Regions from separate parts of the Homo sapiens genome. Here region 2 is linked to region 1. Evidence: chromatin loops called from intact Hi-C (ENCODE). Cell type or tissue: endothelial cell of umbilical vein. All regions are shown on one strand. Each heading gives the region's core, and the rest is flanking DNA. Links, peaks and the distances in the headings are about the cores only. Region 1 overlaps SPATA13 (spermatogenesis associated 13). Region 2 has its middle 12 kb from the start of SPATA13.

Region 1 (5,377 bases), core at 191-5,190:
GGGAGCCCCTGCTTGCCTGGGCTCCTGGGACAGCGCCATTTGGGATGGACTTTCCCAGGCCATGCTCCGAAGCCTCTCCCTTTGAACAGGCATTTGACCCCTCTCGGCTCTGAATTCCTTTCAGGACTGAGGACTTCAGTTTCTTAAAGGATCCCATTTTCCGGAAGGAGGCGAGGGTGTTCCATGTGGAGGAGTTCCCCACCAGGACCATGGAGTGGGGCCGCTCGGGGTGGGCACCCGTCCTCTTCCGACTGGTGGAAAAGAGGCGCACAAGCTTGGCTGGGCTGAGTTTGGCTTCCTGGGTGTCCGTGTCGCCACCAGGGCTGCAGCCACAGACTCCATTTCCACACGCAAGGGAGGTCACCATCTTGGCGTCTTTCAGGTCCGAGCCTGCACAGGGGGCTGCGGGGCCTGGCCCGAGGCCGTTTGGGGCAGTGGTCATGTTCTCCAGGCAGGGTGCCCAGGGCCGCACGGCAGCCTGGGTCATGGCCACGGGCACTGCCGAGTCCGCAGACCGCAGCTCCAGGCCTTCATCTCCAGGAATGCCGTCCTGGCACTCACACCTGCCTTGCACATCGGGCTCCTGGGTGGCCACGGGCTGCAGTGAAAGACAAAGCAGGCGGTTTAGCCATTTCCCACGCAGTAGCCCCTCTGCTCACAGAAGAAGAGGCACGCTCCAGCACAGGGCTGGTCAGATGAAAGCTACTTCAAACTCAATTAAAACTGTACATTTCCCCTCCATTCACTTCATAAGTTGAAGGAAAGATGCAAATATACATCCCTGGACAGAGAAGGGTAATTATGGGCTGTGCCACGGACATGAAGGTAAACTCCTGAGCTCACTGGAACCTGTGTAGGTGAGACTAGGAAAAAAACCGCTGGAATGAAAATATCTAGGTATCATTCAACACTATCTTTTCTTCTTATTTGAAATGGAAAAAAAAATAATTAGGAAATACCAAAAGAAAACCTCACAACGATTTCAAAAGCATGACATTAAAATGGCAGCCTGTGTTGAATCCAACATACCGAATACTCAAACCAAGTGCTGGCACACGCAGGAATAAGCATGAGGAGCAGAGATGGAGCCCCACATGCTGGCAGCTGCCTCCTGTCCAGGAGGGCTGAGACGCCCAAACACTAACTGAGAGCCTCACAGGGCCACCTAGACACAGGCGGGAAGGACTCAGCAAGGACATGCCAGGGCAGCCTCTGAGAAGGAAACACATTGGTGGGGGTCTTTTTCCAACTGGCCATACAGCAGAGAGAAGTGAGGATGCTGCTGAAGTATATTAGAAATTCAGGGTTGGGTGCAGTGGCTCACGCCTGTAATCCTAACACTTTGGGAGTCCGAGGCACGTGGATCACCTGAGGTCAGACGTTCGAGACCAGCCTGGCCAATATCATGAAACCTCATCTCTACTAAAAATTCAAAAATTAGCCAGGCGTGGTGATGTGCACCTATAATCCTAGCTACTCGGGAGGCTGAAGCAGGAGAATCGCTTGAACCTGGGAGACAGAAGTTGCAGTGAGCCAAGATTGCGCCACTGCACTCCAAACTGGGCGACAGAGTGAGTGAGACTCCGTCTCAAAAAAAAAAAAAAAAAAAATTCAGAGGTAAGAATTCAAATTAAACAAATTCGGCATCTTTTTCCTCTTCCCACGTGCCCTGACAACCACACACTACTGCACCCATGCCCATCCCACACATCCACTTCCACACCTTCCCCCAATACCTGTATCCATATCTTTACTGCACACACCTGTATACATACTTTCCCACACACCTGTGTCCATGCCTTCCCCACACACCTGTGTCCATCCCTTCCCCTCAGATCTTGTCCATGCTTTCCCCATCATGCACATCTGTGTCCAAACCCTTCAACCCCACACCTGGGTCCATGGCCCTCCCCTGAAAAATGAAAATCCTGCTCCCCCTTAACCTTTCCCATCAGGCCAAGACCTGCTTAGCCTTCAAGTGATAGCCTACATGTCTCAGCCCCCCGTTCTCAATAAATAGTTACTGGATGAATGAATGATAGATTATGATAATAACCATAAAAGACTACCAACTTTTAAGTACTTACTATATGTCAGGCCTCTGCCCTAAGGTCTTGGAAAACATAACGTCACTGAGTACACACAGAAACCTAAGAGGTCACAGAATGACTTGCATTTTTCAGACAACCAGATGGATACTCAGGCAGGTTAGGTCATTTGCCTGGGAGTCCTGCAGCTGTCCCCACAAAGCCCACACTCTTCTCCACTGCAGTAAACTAATGAACAGAGAAGCACAATGGGCATCTGTACCCCAGGCATCTGACTCCAATTCCTGGGCCTCACGACCCTGACTGTAAATAAATCCCAAAAATCTTTAGACATCAGTCAATGCCATTACCTCCAAGGCCACAGAGGCCAAAGGCAAGAGAGGAACAAGAGGAGGACATTTTTTAAAGATCTTGAGATCAGATCCCAATTTAGCGTATCCCTATCAAGTGCAGAATCTGACCCCATGCAAACAGAAACATCTCTCTTCTGCTCCTACGCCCCATGTTCTTGATGGGTTCTATTTTTATTTGCCCCTACATCATTTCCAGTGAGAAGGGATTCCCACAGACAGCCATAGGTAAAGGGTCAAAGAGTTGATTCCACCCGGGACAAGGGAGGCTACGATGACTTAGACCATCAGCCAATTCCATTCATCAGAAGACTGATGGGCTACCACACGCCCTCTGCAGTTTAATGTTCTAATGGAGGAATTAGGGGGCCAGAGGAGCTGGGGGTTACATTTGGATGAGCCACATAAGCAGAGGCTTGAATCATCTCTGCGATGAGACTGGATATGAAGCCTGTAACCAGTTGCAAAGTAAGTTCAACATTTGATATCACCTATCCAACCTCATGTGCTCTAGAAGGGATAGGGAATTTCATTGTTTCAGCATCTCAGAATCATGAAATGAATGAGATTGTTTAATCAAAAGGTCAAGTCCAGTTCACAGGCACTGACATTAGTAGTAATGGTCTTCTTATGACTCGCACTGAATACAGAAGAGAAGGCATGATTTCTGCCTTGTAATTCAGGGGATTAGACAGCTTCCTGACACCACCAGAGGGCACTATAAGACCTTTTATAACCAAGAAGGAAACAAGGGCCCAAGACATGGGAATCGGCCTAACCTTGGTGCTGTCATATGGCTCTTGAGTCAGTCATTTCAGTGATCTGTATTTCAGTGCTGTCTACAGAGGAAGAGGTACCAACATTTATGCATATACCCACTTCATGAGCATCTACTGGGTACAAGCGTCTGTGCGGGTCCCATGAGGAATTCAAGGCAATGATAAGGTAATCGCTCATTCTAGATAAGAAACTGGCAAGAGCAAAGCAACAGTCAACGACACACAGTACAACTGGGAGGCAGTACATTTGGGGGACCAGGTGTCTGACTGACCCAGGAATGAAGGGTATCTCAGGATATGGGACTTTCAGGGTTGAAACCAGCAAAGTTCCTTGCAAATGGGGTAACTGATCACTCTACAGTAAGTAGAACAGTATCATTGGAAGGAAAGCTCAGTGCGATAAATTAGTAAAATTAAGGTGAAAGTGGGTTTAGAAAAGCCTACACATCCTTAATCTAATACCTCATCATTCTTTGAGACGAACTGCAGGTGTCTCCTTCCCCAGGAATTCCTTCCTGAGCCCCCTGCAATGAATGAAATCCCTTACTCTGTGCTTCCACAGGCCTTCAGGCATCTCATCAAATTGTTTTTACCAAAATGGATTATAATGATAGCTTTATATGGCTGCCTTCAAACAAGACTGTGCACTCTCTGAGGGTAAGAATGCTGTGCTTTGCACACTTAGATTTAACTTCGATGTGAAGTCGTATCAGTTATCCTGCCTTGTCTAATCCGTACCAAGGTAAGAAGTTGTTACAACCCACTATGTTTTTATAGAGTGAAGAAGTTGAAATTTTCTAACACTCAGAACTTAATTTCTAGGATTCAGATTTCATAAAACACATGCAAAAAATTGGGGTTTCTAATTGGGACAATATGCTTTTTAAACGACCAGTGACTTAGTATTTTGTTCCTGAGCTGAACAACGTGATTGTTGTGTGCTGCTAAGAATGAAACTGAAAATTATGGAAAAAAAGCCTTTTCCTGGAATTTCTGAGTAACATACCAAGTTGCATTATTTAGAACTAATAATTTGACCTCAATTAACTAACCAAGGGTTGCAATTCAATTAGTGGTTTTGTAGCAAGTCTTATAAATTGTGGGAACTCTGCCAGAGATAGGAAGAGAACAGAACTAAGAAAGAATTTCAGATAGGAATATTGTGAAATCCACTGTCTACAAGCTGGATTCTAGGGTGTATGAACTTTAGAATGAAACTTTTTTTTTTTTTTTTTTGGTGATAATGAGAATTTGCACCAAAAACAAACAAACAAAAAAATGAAACAAACAAACAAAAAAGCTTCTGACCAGTAATTTTTAAATAAAAACTTAAATTTGAAATTCAGGAATATAGAACAGATTAAATGTACAAAAAAGCAGGAAGGTTTTTGTAATATACTCATCATGTACATCAGGAGTGTCTAACCTTCTGGCTTTCCTGGGTCACATTGAAAGAATTGTCTTGGGCCACACATAAAACACACTAACACAACTGCTGATGAGATTAAAAAAAAAATCGCAAAAAAAAAAACCCCTCATAATGTTTTACCAAAGTTTACGAATTTGTGTTGGGCCACATTCAAAGCTTCCCTGGGCCACATGCAGCCTGCGGCCCACTGGTTAGAGAAGCTTGATTTACATGATAACAAAGTGACACTGAAAGAAAACATATTGAAATCCAAAATGCTGAAGGAGTGAGTGCAGACCCTTAAATCACAGCTGCACAGAATGTTGCCCTAGGGAACATGTGACCCCTATTCATGCCAGTGAGGATGCTAGGGCCCAGTGAGGCTGAGTAGCTTACTACCATTGCTGTAGTGACAGCCCAGCAGGGTGGAAATCAGAGGGTCCACCCCAGCACTGCTACCTCCTGGCCAGAACCTGGGGGTCATGCTAGACCCTCTTCCTTCCCTACAGATTACACCAGGTCTAAGCGACTCTACTGCATGCCCACCAGCCCTTTGTCGGCATGGTGGCTGGTGCCTCATTCCCAGCCTGCATTACCTTCCACCTGGATGACCATGGTCTGGCTCACTGCCCACCCATCCTTCACTCTGCTGCCAGAGTCCATTCCACACTGCAGATGGGTGTGTCACTGAACCAGGGTCACTGGCTGCCTGTGGACTTTGAGGAGATGTTGAATGTCCTGTGCCTAATACAGGACGCCTTTCCCTCCAGCAGGGCTGAGCTATTTGTCATG
Region 2 (5,377 bases), core at 241-5,240, 72 kb after region 1:
AATTAATCAAGCATCTATACTGCTTAGTACTGTTAAAGACTATGCAGCTGGTAAAAATGGTAAAGTCTATTAAATACCTAGTATGTGCCAGGTTCTGTTCTAAGCATTTTACATGTTTTACTCATTTAATCCTCACAATAACCCTAAATGGTAGGAACTGCTAATATTACCATTTTACAGATAAGGAAGCTGAGCCCTCTCTGGTAGGTTGGTGATGTACCCACAGCTGGTGTTTGAACTTGGACAGTTGAGTTCCAGACCCAACACTCTTAAAAAAAAGGAAAAAAAACTCCAGTAATGGACATCTATTCATAATTTGAAATGTTTATTACAAAACCCTGACAGAGACAGGACTTTCATGTATATAACTGGGTATTTTCATTCTCTGTCAAATAAGTTGGTTGTAAATGATGAAACATTCAATATTACAGCCATTATTATTGTCTAGTGCATGGTTACTAACAGCCAGGCACTGTGTTGCATATTTCACTTCATCATTAAAACCAGGGAGAGTTTATCATTATTTTCATTTTACAAATGGGGAAACTGAGCCAGGAGTTAAACAAATGGTTCCGGGTCCTCAGCCCCATGTGTTTGACAGAGCAAGGATTCAGACCAAGATCTGCCTGTCTTTCAAAGTCCTGATGTAACCTGAATGCTGAAGGACGCATGCCCACAATCACAGCACAGATAGCTCAGCACTGCGGGAGGAAGCATCTGGGTCTGAGGGCCATCTCCTGGATTCTGTCTCCAGAACTGTGTGATTTGGGGCAAGCCTCTTAATCTGTGTGAATCTCAATGTTATCATCTGTAAAATTATGAGGATTATGAATCTTCGCAGGATTCCTGTAGGAATGGATTAAAATATGCAAAGACCCCAGACAGGGACTTGTCAACTCTTTAGTGGGGGTTTTGTAATGCCTAACTTTATGCATCAATTTGGCTGGGCCATGGCGCCCAGTCAAACAGCATCTAGACAGCAAACACATCTAAACAGCAGTCTCCGTGTGGCTGTGAAGGTATTTTTAGGTGATACTAACAGCTAAGTCACTAGACTTGAGTAAAGGAGAGAGTCCTCTGCCATGTGGGTGGGCCTTGTCCAATCAGGGGACAGTCATAGGAGAGAAGATGTGGGTTCCCTGAGGAAGAAGGACTTCGGCCTCAAGACTGCAACACAAAAGCCTGCCTGAATCCCCAGCCTGCTGTGGCCTGCCTTGCCCTGTGGATTCTGGACCCAAGACTTCAACATCAACTTTTACCTGAGTCTCCAGCCTACTGGCCTACTTACAAATTTTGGACTTGCCAGCCCTCAAATTTGTGTGCAATTCCTTAAAAAAAAAAATCAATCAATATTTATCTCTCTATACTTCCTATAGGTTTTATTTCTCTGGAGAACACTGACTAATTCAGGATGGATGGGAAGTTAGAAACAGCCTTAAAAAGGAGGTCCTGCCTGAACCAGGTCTCCCCAGAGGGCACCCATGCCAGTCGGTGACATCTCATAGGATTGGAACTCCCAGTGCTGAGATGCACTGCCATGCCACTGAGGCTGCAGGCTGCTCTCTAGGGGACTGGCAGGAGCTGTGCAGCAGTGATGCCACTTGAGAGCACTGAGGACATGCGGTGGGTGCACTGGTGCTGGGCAGGGAGAAACCCAGGGTGTTTGGAGAAGTGGAGGCTGTGGGAGGAGAGCACGGGAGACGGGCACTGTAGAGCCAATGTGTCTCAGGACAGAGGGTCTGGCCCACCATGTTCTAATGTGACTGTCCCCCATCAGTCCACCTAAGAATCTCAGCATTGCCCAGCTCCGTCTCCTCCAGGCTGCACACCTGGCCACCAGTCAGGCAGATACCAGCTTTCTGTGGGACAGTCCCCCGACTCTCCCATGCCCCACACTCTCCCTTCCCTCCCCACAGCCACCCTGTGGCACAGCAGCTCTCTCCCTCCCCGACAGCCCCTGGATGCAGGCCTTCCCATCTCTGTGTTCCTCCCCAACCACCTCCTGCTGCCCAAGAGCTCTTTCTGAAACACCCCCAACTCCTGTCAGGCCTCAGCACCCACACAACCGAGTTCAAGTTTCTTTGCATGTCATGCAAGGCCTGTGACAACCTGACCCGCAGCTCTCCAGCTCTATCCGCCCCGCAGGGCCTTTGTACAAGCCGCTCTCCCTCTGGGTTCTTCCCCACATGGGTGGGAGCTTTCCCGCCCCCATCAGCCATTTCCAGTGATTCAAATCCAAGCTTTTAGCTCCAAATTCAGGACGCTGCACTACACCACAGTGACAGAAGATCTAGGAGTGTTAGGTGGCCTCAGGGCATCTCTGATTCCTGAAAAAGTGGCAGCAGAACTCCTCTAATGAACACTAGAGTCAACCAGGGATTGTCTCTTCAGAGTCCACCCTTGGCCAGATTTGGACACAAAATTCTCACCAACAGAAAGGGAAGGTCCAGGAACAGAAGACAGGCAAAATGCCAGGGTGTTTTTCAAACTTCCGACCACAGCCCACAGTGAGATGCGTATTTCACCCCCACGATCTCACATATGAGAACATAAAGAGAATGACAAACGATGCCAACCTTTACTTCATGGGGTGTGTTCGGTGTTCTCTCTTCTCTCTTGGGTTGTTGTATTTAATTCTGGTGGAAATTTGCTAAATTCATTTCAGGACTCACTAATGAGATAAAGCCCATCACTGGAACACACTGCAGTGATCAGCAATGTGGAAAACGACCCAGTGTGATGGCAACAGGCAGGGGGCAGACAGGACGCCTCTTTCATCTGCCCCATGGCTTCTTCCTGCCCCCCTTTTGCCCACTACCTCCTTAGTCACAAATAAGTTTACCGTGACATTCAAATCCTCATTCTCCTTTGTTTGTGGACGGAGCCTACATTCCTCCAAGCCCAGTCACCAACCCTGAGTCACAGAGCCCTGCTCTCATGTGGCATGCATAGGAGAGCATTTCCTGGTATAAACAAACACTCATGGAAACCATGAATAATAAACAAGCCGCTCTACCAGAATGAACAGCAGCTCCTGTGTCCTTACTTCCCTTGTTCTACCCCTCCCTGCCTTCCTCAAGCTTTCCAGATCTCTCTGGACACACACTCATTGCTAGGACAGAATGCTCCTGTTTAGGTGTTTTACTTGTCTGATGTGTTTGGTCCATTAAGCCTTGTGTACAATGCCAACAGTTGTAGGCATAAGAAAAAGACTGAGCCAGTTCCTTGCAGAGATTCTCAACTCTTCAACCAAGTTCTCCCTCTGACTAAAAGCCTCTGGTCAACCATATTAAACTCCTAACGTATCACACTGGTTATGTGTACACCAAGGGCTTGTGTTTGATGCTTCAGGTCAGAAACTCCTGCAGGTACCCTGGGAGGCAGTGTTAAGGAGCAGAAAACTGAGATGGTTTCATTTTTCTGAGGTAATTAGGTAATACAGCACAGGGTTATACCCCAGCCTATTTATTCCAACCCTATGGCCATTTCTGCTCTGATGGGATGTATGCATTTCAGGAAAAAAAAATAAAAAAACAAAAAAGCCTTGTGTTCTGTGAAATTGTGCACAAAAGACAACGGGGCTCATGAAAGTAGGACTGAGACCCCTTGAACCCTGAGGACTTCATCACCAGAGCCCTAACAATAGTAACGATCGTAATCAAAAGACATAGGCAGTTGAAAAGGCACATTAGATTCCTAGCAAGGAACTACAACTGCAAATGCTGTGCAGGAATGTCTTTTAAAAATATGGGAAATGATATGATTCAACAATTTTACCCCTGGGTGTATGCGGAAAAGAACTGAAAGCAGGATCTTTAACAGATATTTGTACGCAACATAGTCATGGCAGCATTATTCACAAAAGCCAAAAGACAGAAACAACCCAGGTGTCCAGTGGTGGATGAATGGATTAAAAAAATGTGGTGTATACATACAATAGAATATTAGCCTTAAAAGGAAGGAGATTCAGACACATGCTACAACATGGATGAACCTTGAGGACCTTACGCTAAATGAAATGAACCAATCACAAAAAGACCAATCCCGTACGATTCCACTGATATGAGGTATCTAGAGCGGTCAAGCTCAGAAAAGGAAAGTAGAATGGTGTCTGCCAGGGGCTAGGGGTGTGGAGGGAACGGGGAGTTAATGTTTAATGGGTACAGGGTTTCAGTTTCAGCTCTGGAGATGGATGGTGGTGTTGGTTGCACAGCAATATAAATGTACTTAATAGACTTAAACATGGTTAAGATGGTACGTTTTGTTCTGTATATTTACTACAAGTTTTTTTAAAAGGTGTGGGTGGCTTCCTGGAAGGGGCTTAACAGCTTGAGAGTTGACCCTGCTGAGATATGAAGACAAGGGCAAAATGCTCCCAGATTGAGAGCACCGAGCAATCACCACTTCCAACGGAGAAGGGAGCACACAGAAGAGAGTGGATAGACAAGCTTGGCCAGCATTAACGTGTAGGGCAGAAATTGCTATGAATCAGCACAACTTTCACATGATGGTGACACTCTGCCCCTATTTACCAGTCACCTACAAGCTAAATTACAGAAACTCACATTTAGCAAAGCAGACTACACTCACTGTCATGGCCCAGTTACTCAATACGGTCATCATTCTATCTCCTTTCCACCTTCTCTGCATCCTGTTCTGCCTAAAGTACGAGACATGCATCACACATACCACCAGGCCAATTAATCAGAGTAGTCTTCTTGAAACAATTTTAATTATAAGTGGAAAAAGCATTCCATTCTTGATGGTAAGAAAAAAATTATCTGAACAATCAGATATCATCTTCCATCCAATGCATGCTTGGAGTTATGGGCAGCGGAAAATAATAAACTCATCCAGAGGCCTATTGGGCAATGAATTTATTGACATATTTCAAGACTCGCCAAGATGTTTTCTTCTCTTTATTTCTAAGTGAAAGGCATAGTTTTTCTAGGAAAAAAAAATCATGCCTGAATGAGATTTTTTAAAAGACTGGAGCTTGTAAAATGTTCAAAATTGGTGGGGGAGGGGTGGGGCGGGGACGGATGCGGTGGTAAAGAAATCTCAGTCCATCTGGGAGATAGGATATTCCGTAGTGTGTAGAGGGCATTTGAGACTGCAGGAAGCATAGCCGACCACGATGGAAAATGCTTTAGACACAAAGGTATATACTAATTAAATGTATAACATAATCATGGCATTCACATATCTCTAACCTGTGACAAGTAAGAGAAGTATTGGCATTTTTTTTAAATTGCTGTGCATTTCCATTTCCTTAGTGCCCTGTAAAAGAACATTTTAGAGGTTATTTATAGCCTACTTTCCTCTGTGTTAATTATCATACAGGTTTATGTATTATTTCTTATCTATGTAGATAAGA

Evidence for each region. Peaks named below come from ENCODE experiments on the same cell type or tissue, not always from the same donor. Only the 100,000 strongest peaks of a DNase experiment are listed, where the experiment ranks them.
Region 2: a loop joins it to region 1, with 3 times the contacts of the local background. A loop is called at or near these places in 3 of 110 quality-filtered maps.

What each region holds. Positions count from the first base shown.
Region 1 is chr13:24,218,040-24,223,416 of GRCh38, reverse strand. It overlaps SPATA13 (spermatogenesis associated 13), which reads right to left. Exons shown (of 13, transcript NM_001166271.3): 2 at 1-598. The coding sequence starts at 487. Among named protein-coding and RNA genes, the nearest start is that of SPATA13-AS1, 34 kb to the left of the region's middle. RefSeq lists enhancers at 1-158, 2,032-2,326. In endothelial cell of umbilical vein, for the core only: a CTCF peak has its summit at 3,116 (motif pointing right); a DNase peak (open chromatin) is centred at 3,116.
Region 2 is chr13:24,146,517-24,151,893 of GRCh38, reverse strand. It overlaps a transcript of SPATA13 not described here. Among named protein-coding and RNA genes, the nearest start is that of SPATA13, 12 kb to the left of the region's middle. RefSeq lists an enhancer at 1,771-2,447. In endothelial cell of umbilical vein, for the core only: no CTCF peak of the experiment used is centred there; a DNase peak (open chromatin) is centred at 2,913; H3K27ac peaks cover 2,054 bases.